2 separate regions of the Mus musculus genome follow, and region 2 is linked to region 1. A link is a contact called in ENCODE POLR2A ChIA-PET data. All regions are on one chromosome and are shown on one strand. The core of a region is the stretch at or near the end of the contact, and the rest is flanking DNA. Distances in the headings are between cores, read along the strand shown.

What was found. ChIA-PET counts read pairs that join two places held with the same protein, here RNA polymerase II (POLR2A).
Region 2: POLR2A ChIA-PET joins it to region 1 with 11 read pairs in embryonic stem cell. The contact joins the promoter of Ap3d1 here to the enhancer-like site in region 1. POLR2A ChIA-PET finds 5 or more read pairs at or near these places in 3 of 5 experiments (Patski and embryonic stem cell).

Annotation. Positions count from the first base shown.
Region 1 is chr10:80,617,027-80,623,873 of GRCm38, forward strand. It overlaps Gm31298 (a long non-coding RNA gene), which reads right to left and starts at 5,721. Exons shown (of 3, transcript XR_871877.3): 1 at 5,451-5,721. It also overlaps a transcript of Csnk1g2 not described here. Within about 2 kb of position 1,270, at least 1 of the 3 ENCODE cell types and tissues checked has a DNase peak (open chromatin) inside an H3K27ac peak, as active enhancers do.
Region 2 is chr10:80,737,877-80,745,161 of GRCm38, forward strand. It overlaps Ap3d1 (adaptor-related protein complex 3, delta 1 subunit), which reads right to left and starts at 4,399. Exons shown (of 31, transcript NM_007460.2): 1 at 4,020-4,399. The coding sequence starts at 4,115.

The DNA of each region.
Region 1 (6,847 bases), core at 20-2,519:
AAATCCACCTGCCTCTGCCTCCCAAGTGCTGGGATTAAAGGCGTGTGCCACCAGGCATGATGGTTTGCTTTTTTAAAACAAGGCCTCCTGTAGCACAGGCTGGCCTTGAACTATTGATTGTCTTGCATCCACCTTTTTTTGGGGGGTACTGGACGTCAAGATAGGGTTTCTCTGTGTAGCCCTGCCTCTTCTGAAACTCACTCTGTAAACTAGGCTGGCCTTGAATTCACAGAAGTCCTTCTGCCTTTGCCTTTCAAGTGCCACTGCTCCACTTTTGCCTCAGCTGTCTACATGCTGGGATAACAGGTATATTGGAGCACTCTGCACTGAGCTGTTCTTTATTGGTGCATTCCAGTCACATCTCTTTCTGGTGTCCTTGTTACCTCATCTGCTGGCTGGACAGGATGCTAGGGACACAGTGCAGAACATGTTCATCTCAACTCGGGAAGAGATTTGGAAGTTTCTCCCTGGAGTTTTCATTTAGGACGGTTCCTCTAATCTTTAGAACGCACTGGAATGCTTTAAAATGGGGAAATAGAGGAAAGTTATATATAGAAACACTGTTGTCAGAATCTGGGGGATTGGGGAGGGTTCCTTGCCAGAGTCCACCTTTTCTCAGGATGGTAAGTAGATAAAACATACTTGTCTCTTCCCTCCAAAGCAGACATTACCAATCAACCACTCATTCTAACAATCTCTGGGCCGACATCACCAATCAATTGATGAATGAATGATTTCCTCCATGCTTTGCATAGGACAGAATTAAGCAAGCAATCTGCCAGCCAATGTCTTCCATTCTATGGGCAGGGTGGGCATCACAAATCAACTGATGGACAAATATCTTCCTCCATTCTTTGCACAGGGCAAAGATTAGCAGTTAATCTCACAGTCAGTGATGCCCTCTTCCACTCTGCGTACAGGTCAGGCATCAATAATTAAGTCAGTATGTCAGTGATGGCCTCCCTCCTACGTATAGGGAAGATCAAGTCAAGTGGCATCCAAAGGAAAGCACATGGCAGCTCAATTCCAATTCCACTTTTTAGACATGAGGCTGAGGCCCAGGACTTTGTGCAGGCACACCCCAAAACAAAGTGAACTCTGGCAGGGCAGTGCCTATGGCTCCCACACGCATCCCTGGGAATTAGCTTGGGCTCTAGCTCCAGGTGCAACATCAAGAAAAAAACGGCATTGAGTCTTCCAAGGCCGGTTCTTGCTGGATGACCCAGACTATCCTGTCCCCTTAGAGGGAAACTACCATGGTTGGGATGGGGTGGGGAGCTGGGCATCCTGCCACTCTGAGGGAGGAAGCCGTTTGTAACCGGAGTCTCCGAGAATATCAGTGCAGGGTGAGGGCAGCTGTCATCTGCTCGCTCAGCATCCTGTGCCTTTTGCTCGGGACAGGATGTTGTCAAGCTGAGCTCTCTCTGCTTCCTCCAACTACCAAGAGCTCCACTTACAAGCAAGTGATGAAGTCACCTGGTCTGCGGGAGCTTTCTACCCTGGTGTCTGGGTGGGGGCTCAGCGGGTCCTACTCACCTAGCACACATTCTCAGGAGATTAGGAGTTCTAGGTCACACTCTGCTACATACAAGGTTTGAGACCATGAGATTCTGATTTAAAAAAAAAAAAAAAAAGGCCGGGCGTGGTGGCTCACACCTTTAATCCCAGCACTCAGGAGGCAGAGGCAGGCAGATTTCTGAGTTCGAGGCCAGCCTGGTCTACAGAGTGAATTCCAGGTCAGCCAGGGCTATACAGAGAAACCCTGTCTCAAAAAAACCAATAAATAAATAAAAAAATAAAAAATCTTGGAGTCTGGAGAGAGCTCTGCACTGGCTGCTCTTCCAGAGGACCCAGGTTCAATTCCCAGCAACCACAGGACAGCTAACAACTGTCTGAAACTCCAATCCCAGGGGACCCAACACCTTTACACAGACATGTACACAGGCAAAACACCAATACACATGAAATAAAAATAAGCAAGCCAGGCATGGTGGCTCATGCTTTTAATCCCAGCACTCGGGAGGCAGAGGCAGGCGGATTTCTGAGTTCGAGGCCAGCCTGGTCTACAGAGTGAGTTCCAGGACAGCCAGGGCTATACAGAGAAACCCTGTCTCAAAAAAAAAAGGAAAAAAAATAAACATAAAAAAATCTTGGGCAGTGGTGGTGCAGCCTTTAATCCCAGCAGTTGGGGAGGCAGAGGCAGGCGGACTTCTGAGTTCAAGGCCAGTCTGGTCTACAAATGAGTCCTAGGAAAGCCAGGGCTACACAGAGAAACCCTGTCTCAAAAAACCCAAAAATAAATAAATAAATAAATAAATAAATAATATATTCTTGGTGGTGCACACAAACTTTTATTTCTAGTACATGGGAGGCTAAGACAGGAGGATCTCTGTGAGTCCAGGACTACATAGAAAGTGTCAGGTCAGTCTGGACTACACAGTGGAATCCTGTATACACACACACACACACAGTCACCAAGCAAACAAAAACTTCTTGGCTTGCTGGGATGACCTGAGCTCAATACTCAAACCCTACACAAGGCAGAGGGAGATGAGCTCCATTACCTTAACGTGTGCTGTGGCACATGCAAGTGTACATACACACCCCACATACAAAATAAAATCTTAAAATATTCTAATATCTGCTGAGAATGACTGTGTATCAGCTGTTGCCCAACACCTGATTGGTGAATTGTCACAAACTAAACCTCACCCTGGGCCACAGAAAGTGTGTCTCAGGCCAATGTGGACCTGCACAGTGCCAATCAAAACAAACTCAAGCCCAAGCAAACAGTGTAGGTGCAGGAAGAACGGGAGAAAACGCCAGCATTTCAGAGAAGCAACTGAGCCAGCAGCCTGATCGAAGCTGCACATAAGCAGGAATAGTTCCAGCTGACTTCACTGGCTCTTTCTGCCATTTAAAAGACTTTGTGACGCGGCCTCTGTAGCCCAGGCTAGTCAGTGTGAGATTACAGTCTATGGGCTCCAACTTGACTAGATGTGGATTCCGGACAACCTCATGGTTGTCAGGGGAGGATCATCCGCTCAGGGTTGGCCAATCAGAGTGGGCAAAGGGGTCAGGCTAAATTATCCCAGGGGAGGATCTGATTGGATTGTGTTGGGCCAATAAGGTAGGTTGGGTGGTCCTGAGGTCCAGGAGCTGGGTACTGCAAAAGCTCCTCCTTCAGGTGTCCCCTTCTTTCTCCCTGTTACCCCACTGGCCCTCACTGCTTCACAAAAGCAAGAACTGTGGTTTCACCCATCTTGCTCCTTCCCCACCCCACTTGAGCTCATACCACTCCCTTAGCTGCAGCCCTGAAATGGTTTGAGGACACTCCACCCCACTACAGCTGACATTGGGAGGTCGTAGTATCCGCCACTTAGAAGCATGGGAACAGGGTGTTGTTAGATGAATCCATAGTCTTTCTCGAAACCTTCAGTGTCTATATCGGAACATAGAAGGGAGTCTTAAATGAGGGAAACCGAGACTCCCCAGCCTGCAGCAGGCAACCTGGGGCTGGTCCAAGTTCTGCAGGGACTGCCCTGCCAAGAACAGTCTCTTGTACCTAGTTGGGAAGATAGCTCGCAGTGTTTCATTTACTCTTGGATTCCCACCATGTACCCACAGGTCTTGCCATTAACTTAAAGTTAGAGGAAGACAGTTGAGGACCAGAGAGGGCGATTGGTCTACAGTCACATGTGTTGTTACTGCCTGGACCGGCTCTAATCCCGGCCTCAACTCCTGTATACTTTCAGCTCCACAGCCACTCGCTGGTTTGAAGACGTAAGTTACCAACCCGCCCATCCAAGGAGGAGTTCCTGAAGAGTAGGGGGATAAAGTAAGGTCATGATGTCTGCAGAACGAAAAGTTTGACTTCTCCAACATCTGTGAGACTGTGTTCATTAACTGATTCATTCAAGCAGTCATTGCACATCGGTTGAGTACCGTGTGCACACTCCTGCTCTGACTCCCGGAACACAGACTTGAGAGGAGACACACACCATCACACCACAGCTCAGGAGAGAATCATGTTGTAGCAAGAAAGGGAAAAGAGGCTGCAGTTGGACTTCTCTACAGCCAGCAACTTCTGGAGGTGTGCTCAGCTACTTAAAAGCTTCACATTCAGCTTTCCCGGTGGATACCATAATCACCCCTTGCTTTTTATTTTTCTTCTAAGCCCTAAGTGATGAGGGAGAAGATGGGGTCTGGCCTTTCCAGGGGCTACCTGGCCAAAGCAATTTATTCTCTGGGACTTCACCACCCATGCCATCATCTGACACTTGGGCTCCCCTCCCCCAGGTCTGAGGAGTCCCTGGATAGTTCATCGTTTTTAGTCTCGGAGACTGAGGATTTATAACTAGATTTGTCGCCTTCAACATAATATGTCCACCGCAGAGGCTGCAAGGTTCATGGGGCCAGCCTCCTTACATCAGGGTCTTGGGCAGCACAGGACTCACACAGGGACCCTGCTTAGCCGCCACCCCCCCCCCCGCCTTTATTATCGTGATGCATGAACAAGCAGGTTGAAAGATGCACCGACTGAGTGCCAGTTGGAAGCAAAGCCTGTGCTAGGCGCAGGAGGCTGGCAGGGGAGCTGCCATTTGGCCCCAGGTGACCTGCTGCAGGATTGGGACCCCAGAGGTTCTGGCATCTGGGAAGATATGGCCGTGCAAAAGAACGAAGAAAAAAACTAAGGATGAGGGGGTCATGTCTGTCATCCTAGCACTTGATGAATGAGGCAAAAGGGATTACGAAGAGTTGGGGGGCAGCCTTAACGACATAGTAGGGCTGTCTCTAAAATTAAAAAAAAAATCAAAATAAAATTTTAAAGAATTAAAACCGAGACAGGCAGTGCTGACTCTGACCACTTGCCGCTAACCAAAAGCGACATTTTGCTGCGGTGCGGACCATTAATTTTAGAATAGTATCTTCTTTTATGGAAACAACTTCCGGATCCAGCGCCAACCTCAACCACCACGGAGATCACGCCCCTCTATAACGCCCACCGTGACGTCAGGTGGCGAGACAGTGACGTCACAGACATGGTTGTGGGTTGGCGCCCGGGAGACCGCCACGCGTCTCCATGGCAACGAAAGGGTGCTGCCAGGCGGATTGCGTAAGCCCCGCCCCCACAAGGGTGGGTCCGCTGCTGGTCCTATAAACAGCTCAGGTACGCTCCCGTAGTCATCAGTCTCTGGTGTCCCGCGGGACCTGCAGACCAGCGGCCTCGGCTTGTCCGCAAAGCGCGGCGGCCGTAGCGCGGCGAATCCTTACCAACAGGCGCCGTCGCAAAATGGCGTGTCCACTTCTCGGTCACGCCCCTACGTTTTGATAAAGCTTCGCTCCCCTCTTCCCACCTACACCCTATTGTGGTAAAGCTACGCCCTACCAGCAGGCCACTCCCACAACCATCGTAAAGCGCTCAACTTGCCTCTAGGCCACTCCCCTACCTTGTGGTTAAAATACCGCGCTCATCTTCAAGCCACGCCTTCACACTGTCGTAAAACTTCACCTTCGCCTCAGAGCCACAGCTCCGACCGTCGTAAAGCGCCGCGCTCCCCTCCAATACCGTACCCACACTGTCGTAAAGCCGCGTTCCGTTCCTTAAGGCCACGCCCCGCGCTGTGACGTAGAACGCGCACGCCTCTCGCGGCTCGGGTTGCGACTGCGCAGTGGAGCGCGGAGGCCGCCGCCCCCCGCTGGCGGACGCTGGCGGCGTAAGGCGCGCGGGGGCTCCGCGGAGCGGGCGCGGCGGAGCGGCGGAGCCCGGCCCTCTCCGCCGAACATGCCGAGGCCGGCCCCGGTAGCGCGGGAGCCGGAGCGGGGGCCCGAGCCGGAGCGCGAACGTGCGCGGGGCCCGGAGCGGGGGACGCCGCGCTGCTGAGCTCGGCCACCGCCGCCCGCGGGCCCCAGGCGGGGCGCAGGTAATGTTGCGCGCGCAGGGTCGGCCGTGCCCCACCCCCGCCGCGTCGGGACCCCGTGACTCCCACTGACCCCGGATAACCCCACTCCGCACCGGGTCGAGCATGGTGTGCACCCTGCGTTTCCTGACTGGGTTTCTGCACCCGGCGACCCCCACTTCCGGTCACCCTGCCTCAGTATCCCTCACTGTCCCTGACCCCACCTTTGCTCTGGCTCTCTGGTCCCTGAATTCGAATGGGCACTGTTTCCTGGGTGCTCAGCTCACCTGCGACACCCAGGCGTCCCCACTTCCGGTCACCCTCCCCCGAGACCCCGCATTCTGCCTCAGTGTTCCATCTCACTTTGACCCCATTCTTGTTCCTGCGCTCTGACTTCCAAGTTTCCTGTGTCTCCTTCCTAGGTGTTCAGCTCACCTGCAACCCCCTCCCACGTTTTTCTCCGTGTCCCCCGATGTCCCTTTCTTGTCCCTAGATCCCTCTAAACACCTGGTCACCAGGCCTCCTGCCATCTGGACTCGGCTCCCTGTCCGTCCACACTCCCAGCACTTCTTCCTGATGCTGACTCTTTACTGTTTGTGGACCTGATGGTTTGTTGAGGGAGAAGAGCTGGGGGTCTTAGGGACAGGGACAGAGGGTCCTGTCTAGGTGGAAGAGGACCTGTTGCTGAGAGCTGCTTGGGAACTCTAGGCCCAGCTGCCTGCGCCCTCCCCCTTCCGCTCTGGCCACCGGCTTTGTTTTCCGGAAACACACGGTTCAAGGCGGGAGGGGTGAGATGTCTGAGCAGGCTGCCGGATCCCCTGCTGGTCCCCCTCTGCCTCAACTTTGTGCACGGGTGACTGTGACTTTTTCAATAAGAGATGGAATTAGAAAGAATGTCTGCAGAGAGCGGTGTTTGTAGTGTCCTGGACTTATAAGTTGGGGCCAGA
Region 2 (7,285 bases), core at 3,149-5,648, 120 kb after region 1:
AAGTAAAGAGAGGGTTGGAGTGGGACTCGGGGGTGCAGCCCCTGCCTAGAACTCCCCAATGAGGGGCTAAGGGTATGAGGTGGCTCAGGGGGTAAAGAATATGCCTAAAATTGGTGCAGACCAGCCAGTACCACAAAAAGGCCAACTTGGGTAACACAGCACAACTGTCTAAAAGCAAAAAATTAAAATAAAAAATAAGAGAGCACGAGCCATTTGTGCTGGTCACAGAATGAACAGAGCAAAGAATGGCCATTGCAAAGCAAAGGACATAGGCAGCCTGAGGTACAGGTCATCTCAGGGCCCAAGCCTCAAGAACAGCTGTTGAGTTCCCAGGTCTCCAACTGACCCTTGGAGTTACCAACCAAAGGGGAACAGCTAAAGCCCACAAGATAGCTACAGCAGAGTTTCAGAAACAACTAGGCTGTGCTGATCACACCAGGTAGGGGTTGGTGCTGGCACAGGCAAAGATGCTGAGCTAAGCACAGATATGGCAGACTGCAGAGAAACATACTCTAGGGGCAATAGGGGGTCCCCTGCAGCACCGGGGATATTCAGCTTGTGTTTTAGCTTTCTACAAGTACCTGGCATAGAGATGTAGGGGGCCCTCATGGCTGCTTGTAAACACTCATGGAAGCTGCGGATTTGAAGGAGTGGGGGAAGGTGAGTGGAAAGGATACTTCCTGTTTTTATTTAATAACATCAATTGTGTGTTTAAAAAAAAAAACTGCGAAAGAATAAGTCTGACATGCCTTTAATGCCAGCACTCAGGAGGCAGGCAGAAATGAGTAGGATGGAAGCCATCCATAGCTACATAGTGAAGCCTATCTCATAATAAAGATGGAGGATGTGGGGCTGGAGAGATGGTTCAGAGGTTAAGAGCACTGTCTGCTCTTCCAGGGGTCCTGAGTTCAATACACAGCAACTACATGGTGGCTCACAACCATCTGTAATGGGGTCTAGTGCCCTCTTCTGGTATGTCTGAAGAGAGCAATGGTGGTGTACTCATATGCATAAAAATAAATAAATAAATAAATAAATAAATCTTAAAAAAAAAAGATGTTGTAGCTTAGCAACAGAGTGCTACCAATGTCTACAGGCTCTGAAGTCAGACAGTGAAACGTGGTAAAAATTAAAGGGTGGAGATGAAGAGATGGTTCAGCAATTAACAGAGCTTGCTGTTCTTTCAGAGGACCTAAGTTGGATTCACAGCACCCATGTTCAGCGGCTCACAACTACCTCTAACTCCAGCTCCAGGAGATCCAATGACCTCACCTGCCTCTGCAGGCACCTACACACACAATGGACACACAGATACACAAATCTACACATAAGAAAAAGTAATCTTTAAAATATATATATGGAGGCTGGAGACATGGCTCAGCAGTTAAGAGCACTGTCTGCTCTTCCTGAGTTCAATTCCCAGCAATCACATGATGGCTCACAACCATCTGTAATGGGATGCTCTCTTCTGGTGTGTTTGAAGAGAGCAACAGTACTCACATACATAAAATAAATAAGTCTTTTTTAAAATTAATATATATAAATGGATACACTATTACTAAAAAGATAAAGATTCAGCCAGGCGTGGTGGCGCACACCTTTAATCCCAGCACTCGGGAGGCAGAGGCAGGCGGAGTTCGAGGCCAGCCTGGGCTACAAAGTGAGTTCCAGGACAGCCAGGGCTATACAGAGAAACCCTGTCTCGAAAAAACCAAAAAAAAAAAAAAGACAAAGATTCATTGGGCATGGTACTGTACACCCACAATCTCAGCACTGGGGAAGCAGAGACAGCTGAGTGCCTGTGAGTTCAAGACCAGACTGATCTACAGGGTGAGTTGTTGGCCTGCCAAAGATACAGAGTAACATCAGCTCAAAGGGGCTGCAGAGATACAACAGAAGAGGTCTTGCTGATCTTCTAGAGGACCTGGGTTTAATTCCCTGTACTGTCTTGAGGCTCTGCACCATCCACAGCCATGTGCTACCACACCTGGCAATAAATTTTTTTTTAAAAAAAAAAAGATCATCTCAAGCTGGGCAGTGGTGGCATATGCCTTTGATGCCAGCACTCTGGAGGCAGAGGCAGGCAAATCTCTTAGTTAAAGGCCAGCCTGGTCTACAGAGTGAGTTCCAGGACAGCCAGGGCTACACAGAGAAACCCTGTTTCAGTTTTTAAAAAAGGATCATCTCAAAAACAAACCAAAACCCCACAAAACTTCCAGAGTGCACACCCTGCATTTTTTAAGTACTTGTAAGGCAGAAGGATTATTACAACTCCCAGTGTCACACAGTGAGACCTAAGTCAACCGGAGTGTAGAGCAGAGAATGGTCACTGCAACTTGTGCTATAAGGTTGGCAGAAGGCTCTGCACTACACCGCACCTTCATAAGAGCCCAACAATGCACAGGAACTTGAAGGTGTCCCTGAGGAGGGACAGAGGACCCAAGCGGTCTCAGTGTGTCTTGTACAGACTGGCCAGCCATGGTGGGAGAGATGGCTCAGCAGTTAAAGGTAGACTCACAACCAAAATCTTAGAATGGCTGAGCAGTCAGCAGCAGGAGCCACATAGAAGCTGAGGGCTTGGAGGACTTTCTGTGCCTGCCTAGCTCTGCACTACTGAAAGAGCTTTCTGCAGACTACATGCAAGACAGTACAATGAAACTCAGTATCAAATGTAATACACACCAATTTTTAAAAAGCACCTCCACCATTACCCCACAGACACCTGTGGGACACTCACAGTCTATGTACACCAATTCCCAATGAAGATTTGAGATTTGCGGGATGGGAAGGTAGGGGACGTGAAGAGCAAAACATAACAGAGGCCTGAGGCCCTGGGCACACATACCTTAAAATCAGTAATCCCAACACTAAGAAGACTGAGGCAGGAGTACCATGAGCCAGCCCAGGTTATGTCCCTAGCTAGAGTCTGTTTCAGGTACTCAAACTAGAATGTGACCTGTCCCCAGGGTCCTAGAACAGCTGCCCAGGGAACATTCTCTGTACGGGAAGGCAAGAAGGGAATGTGGAAGCCCTCTTGAGAGCAAAGAGGGCCACAGTACAAAGGAAATATCACATAGGGCAGTCCACACCCAGCAAAACGCAGGCCAACCAGCTATTTCAACTGAAGTAACAGCCAGGGAGAGCAGGGAGGGTACAAACCACACCAGGTAGGGTAGAAGGGAAGAGGGCTACAGAGAAATGACTGTCCCAGCTAGGGACAGGCACCCTCTTTCAGCATGGCCTTCCAGCCCAGGAGGAGGCCTGCGTCTTTCCACTGAGCCAGGCACTAAGTAGTCACTCTATCACTTCTTCCTTAATCTAGGTCACAGGCTGTGGGGAGGAAAGGAAGCAGCGCTTGTAGTCTCAGTGTAACTTCTGGAAAAATCGCTTCCACACCCTGACTTCTGCCTTCTTTGAGCTTCCAGTTTTGAAGTCAGGCTTCCCCATTCCAAGATGCCCCTAGGTCCTGCACACACTAATAGTTCAGGGGATCTGGGGCAGGAAAACCTGGCAGGGTTCCCAAGGAAGCCCAAGACAGCCACCCGGGCCTGTGCTTTCCTGACAAGGGGATTTCTCCATGGGAGACACGTAGACCTATGACAGGATTTTTCTGTGAGGGTCCCCGATTCCTCCATATGGGATCCAGAAACTAGCTCAAGTGGGGGAACCTTTGCCTAAGTAAGTCTTCTTCAAGAAGGTAAACTCAGGCTCTAGCAGTGGCATCCAACTTCAAGACCTAAAACGCTGAGGCCTTTAGGGCAAGGACTGCTCCAAGTGGACAATTTGGAGGTTCAGGGAGTGGCCCCTAGTTACAACAGACGAGACACCTGAGCCATTTTGGACAGCGCCTGTTTCAAGCTGCTGGGGGTAAACTGAGGCCAGGGGAAGGAGAGGCTGTGCAGAGCCGCAGCTCTGGAACAGGCAGGACGGGAAAGGCGATGGGGTCGAGGAAGACGGCTCCACGGCGGGCCAGAGGCAATGGGGGGAAAGCCCGGCAGCCCCGCTCCGCGCCGGCTCACCTCGTCCTCCTTGTGGTTGCGGATGCCGCGGACCAGATCCTGCAGGTTCTTATCGAACATGCGGTCGATACTGCCCTTGACCATCTTGAGGGCCATCGCGGCGGCCCGTGGGCTGCGGCCTCCGAGGGAAACGCCGCTGCCGCGGCCCTAGAAGGTGCGGGGACCCGGCGACCGCACCTCAGGCAACCGCCCCGCTGTGTTTCCGGCCGCCGCGGAGGGGACGCCGTGGAGGCCAGAGCGACGGCTGTAGCCGGAGAGCAGTCTGAGGAGAAGGGGTAGCCAGTAAGCCCGCCCCCCCCAGCTTCCACAGACCCTTCCCAGCTTAGGGCCGCTGCAAATGGCGGCCAAGATGGCGGTGGGTCAGCTGACGGAGAGCCTCAGCCTCCCGGAAGCCCCGCCTCACCGAAAAGCCCAGCCCCACATTGCAGTTTCCTTGACAACCACACGCCACCCAATAGGAAAGCAGACACCACCCTTTGACGCCTAGCAGCCCACCCCTTCCTCTGCAATGCCTTGCAGCCTCATTGGTGAACAAGAACTCCACAGACGTCCTAACCACGCCCCTAAGGGAAAATCGAGAGCAGGTCTCCCCACTCGCTAAATGACAGCAGTGGGCGTGGTCTTATCTGGTGTGGGCGTGGCTAGAGGAGGGCGGAGCTCCACGTGGAGCTTTTTCTGCAAGGTCCTGGCCAAATATATCCAGCCCAGCCTTTTCTGAATTTAAGTGGTGACTTGGGAATCAGTGTCAGGAGTCAATCACACCAGCAATCCAACCGGCCGGCCTGTGAAACCCTGTCTGTAAAACCAGCACAAGGCTTGGATGGTGGACACCATACAGGAGAAACTGTGGTGGGCAAGTGACTTTGCTGGAGATGGTCCACCGTTTTGCACAGCTGTGATGCATGTTCCTAGAGAGGCACTGCCCCCCGGAGGCGTTCGTCTCTGGATTACTTCTTGGTGCTGCAGTGCCTCCTCATGTTTTTCATTGTTATATGCCTCCCATATCTAGTACGATGTGAATGGGCACCAGGAGACCCTCACTGCCTAGAGTCTGCTGTGGTTGCTTATTGGGAGACAGCCCACTCGATTGGGCAAGTCTCCTGCAGATTAATATAAAGATGAACTTTCATAAAATAGATGAATTAATGATTTTATAGAATTTCTTATTTGATTAAAATAGTTTTAAGATGTTAGGGTAGGTGATAGAAAGTTTAAGGAGGGGCTGGTGAGATGGCTCAGTGGGTAAGAGCACCCGACTGCTCTTCCGAAGGTCCAGAGTTCAAATCCCAGCAATCACATGGTGGCTCACAACCATCCGTAAAGGAGATCTGACTCCCTCTTCTGGAGTGTCTGAAGACAGCTACAATATATTTCCATATAATAAATAAATACATCTTAAAAAAAAAAAAAGAAAGTTTAAGGAGATGGTTTAGATTGTTTTGCCAGAAAGATATAGTAAAGTTAGCATTAAGCATAGAATGTGTCCCCTCCTTTGGCTGCAAACGTTAAATAAGGAACACAGTGAGCTTTCGTGTGTTACAAGCATGTAATTGTACTTGAAAGACAAAATAGGCTTGGGACTAATTTTTTTTTTTTTGGTGCACAAACACTTTTATTTATTTATTTATTTACTTATTTATTACATGTAAGTACACTGTAGCTGTCTTCAGACGTACCAGAAGAGGGCATAAGATCTCATTATGGGTGGTTGTGAGCCACCATGTGGTTGCTGGGATTTGAACTCCGGACCTTCTGAAGACCAGTCGGGTGCTCTTACCCACTGAGCCATCTCACCAGTCCCCTGGCTTGGGACTAATTAATGATCAAAGAAGACATTCATTTTAGGTTAGGTCCGAGTCCCTGGATCATGTGATCCAAGAATGTGGTCCCATGTTTAAATAATTATACTATGAGTATAAGAGTAGAGAATAGGTAATTAGCCAGTTTAGCTGAACAGCACTTCAAAAATAATATGGAAGATAGATTACCTGTTTCTTTTGTTTGTTTGGTTGGTTTTGGTTTTTTGAGTCAGGGTTTCTCTGTGTAGCCCTGGCTGTCCTGGAACTCACTTGGTAGACCAGGCTGGCCTCGAACTCAGAAATCTGCCTGCCTCTGCCTCCCAAGTGCTGGGATTAAAGGCATGTGCCACCACACCCGGCTGAACTTCCCTTTCTGGACATTCAGCAGGAACACTAAGTTTTAAAGCTCTTCTAGAGAACCTGGGTTCATTTGCAAGCACCCACATGGTCACTCAAAAACATCTGTAATGCTACCCAGTTCCAGGGAATTCCTAGCCAGCTGCCTCAGGCAGTATCTTAGTTAGTCTTTTATTTCTATGAACAGACACCATGGCCAAGGCAACTCTTATAAGGACAACATTTAACAGGGGCTGGTTTACAGTTTAGATCATTATCATCATGGTGGGAAGCATGGCAGCATCCAGGCAGACAGTGTTGGAGAAGGAGCTGAGAGTACTTACTACATACATCTTGATCCCAAAGCAGCCAGGAAAAGGCTCTCTTTGCACTGGGTGGAGCTTGAGCAGAGGACCTCAAAGCCCGCCCCCAGAGTGACACACTTCCTACCAGGTCACGCCTAGTCCAGCAGGGCCACACCTCCCAACAGTGCCACTTCCCATGGGCCAAGCACATTCAAACCATTACAGGCATCAGGTGCAAGCATGCATGGGGCGGGGGACATCACCTTCATTACGCTTTTAATTCTGTGACAAACACCATGACTAAAGCACCTTATAGAAGAAACCGTTTTTTCAGAAGGCTCGAGTCCATGAAAGCAGAGCACAGCACAGGGACAGGGACAGCTGAGAGCTCATGTCTGAGCTACAAACAAGAAGGGGGGAGAGAGAGAGAGAGAGAGAGAGAGAGAGAGAGAGAGAGAGAGAGAGAGAGAAAGACCAGAATGGTGAGAGTCTTTGTTTTGTTGTTGTTGTTGTTGTTGACATTGTTGTTGTTTTGAGACAGGGTCTCTCTAGGTCGCTTAGTCCTGGCTGTCTTGGAACTTACTATGTAGATCACGCTGACCTCAAATTCACAGAGATCCACCTGCCTCTGCCTCCTGAGTGGGATTAAAGGTGTGCGCCACCACAGCAGGCTGTGAGAACCCTCAAAGCCCTTCCTCTGTGTGACAGACCTCCTCCAACAAGGCTACACTTCCTAATCCTTCCCAAATAATCCCAGAAAGCAGGGGCCAGGTACTCAAACATAGGCATATATGAGGGCCATTCTCATCCAAATCACCACAGACAT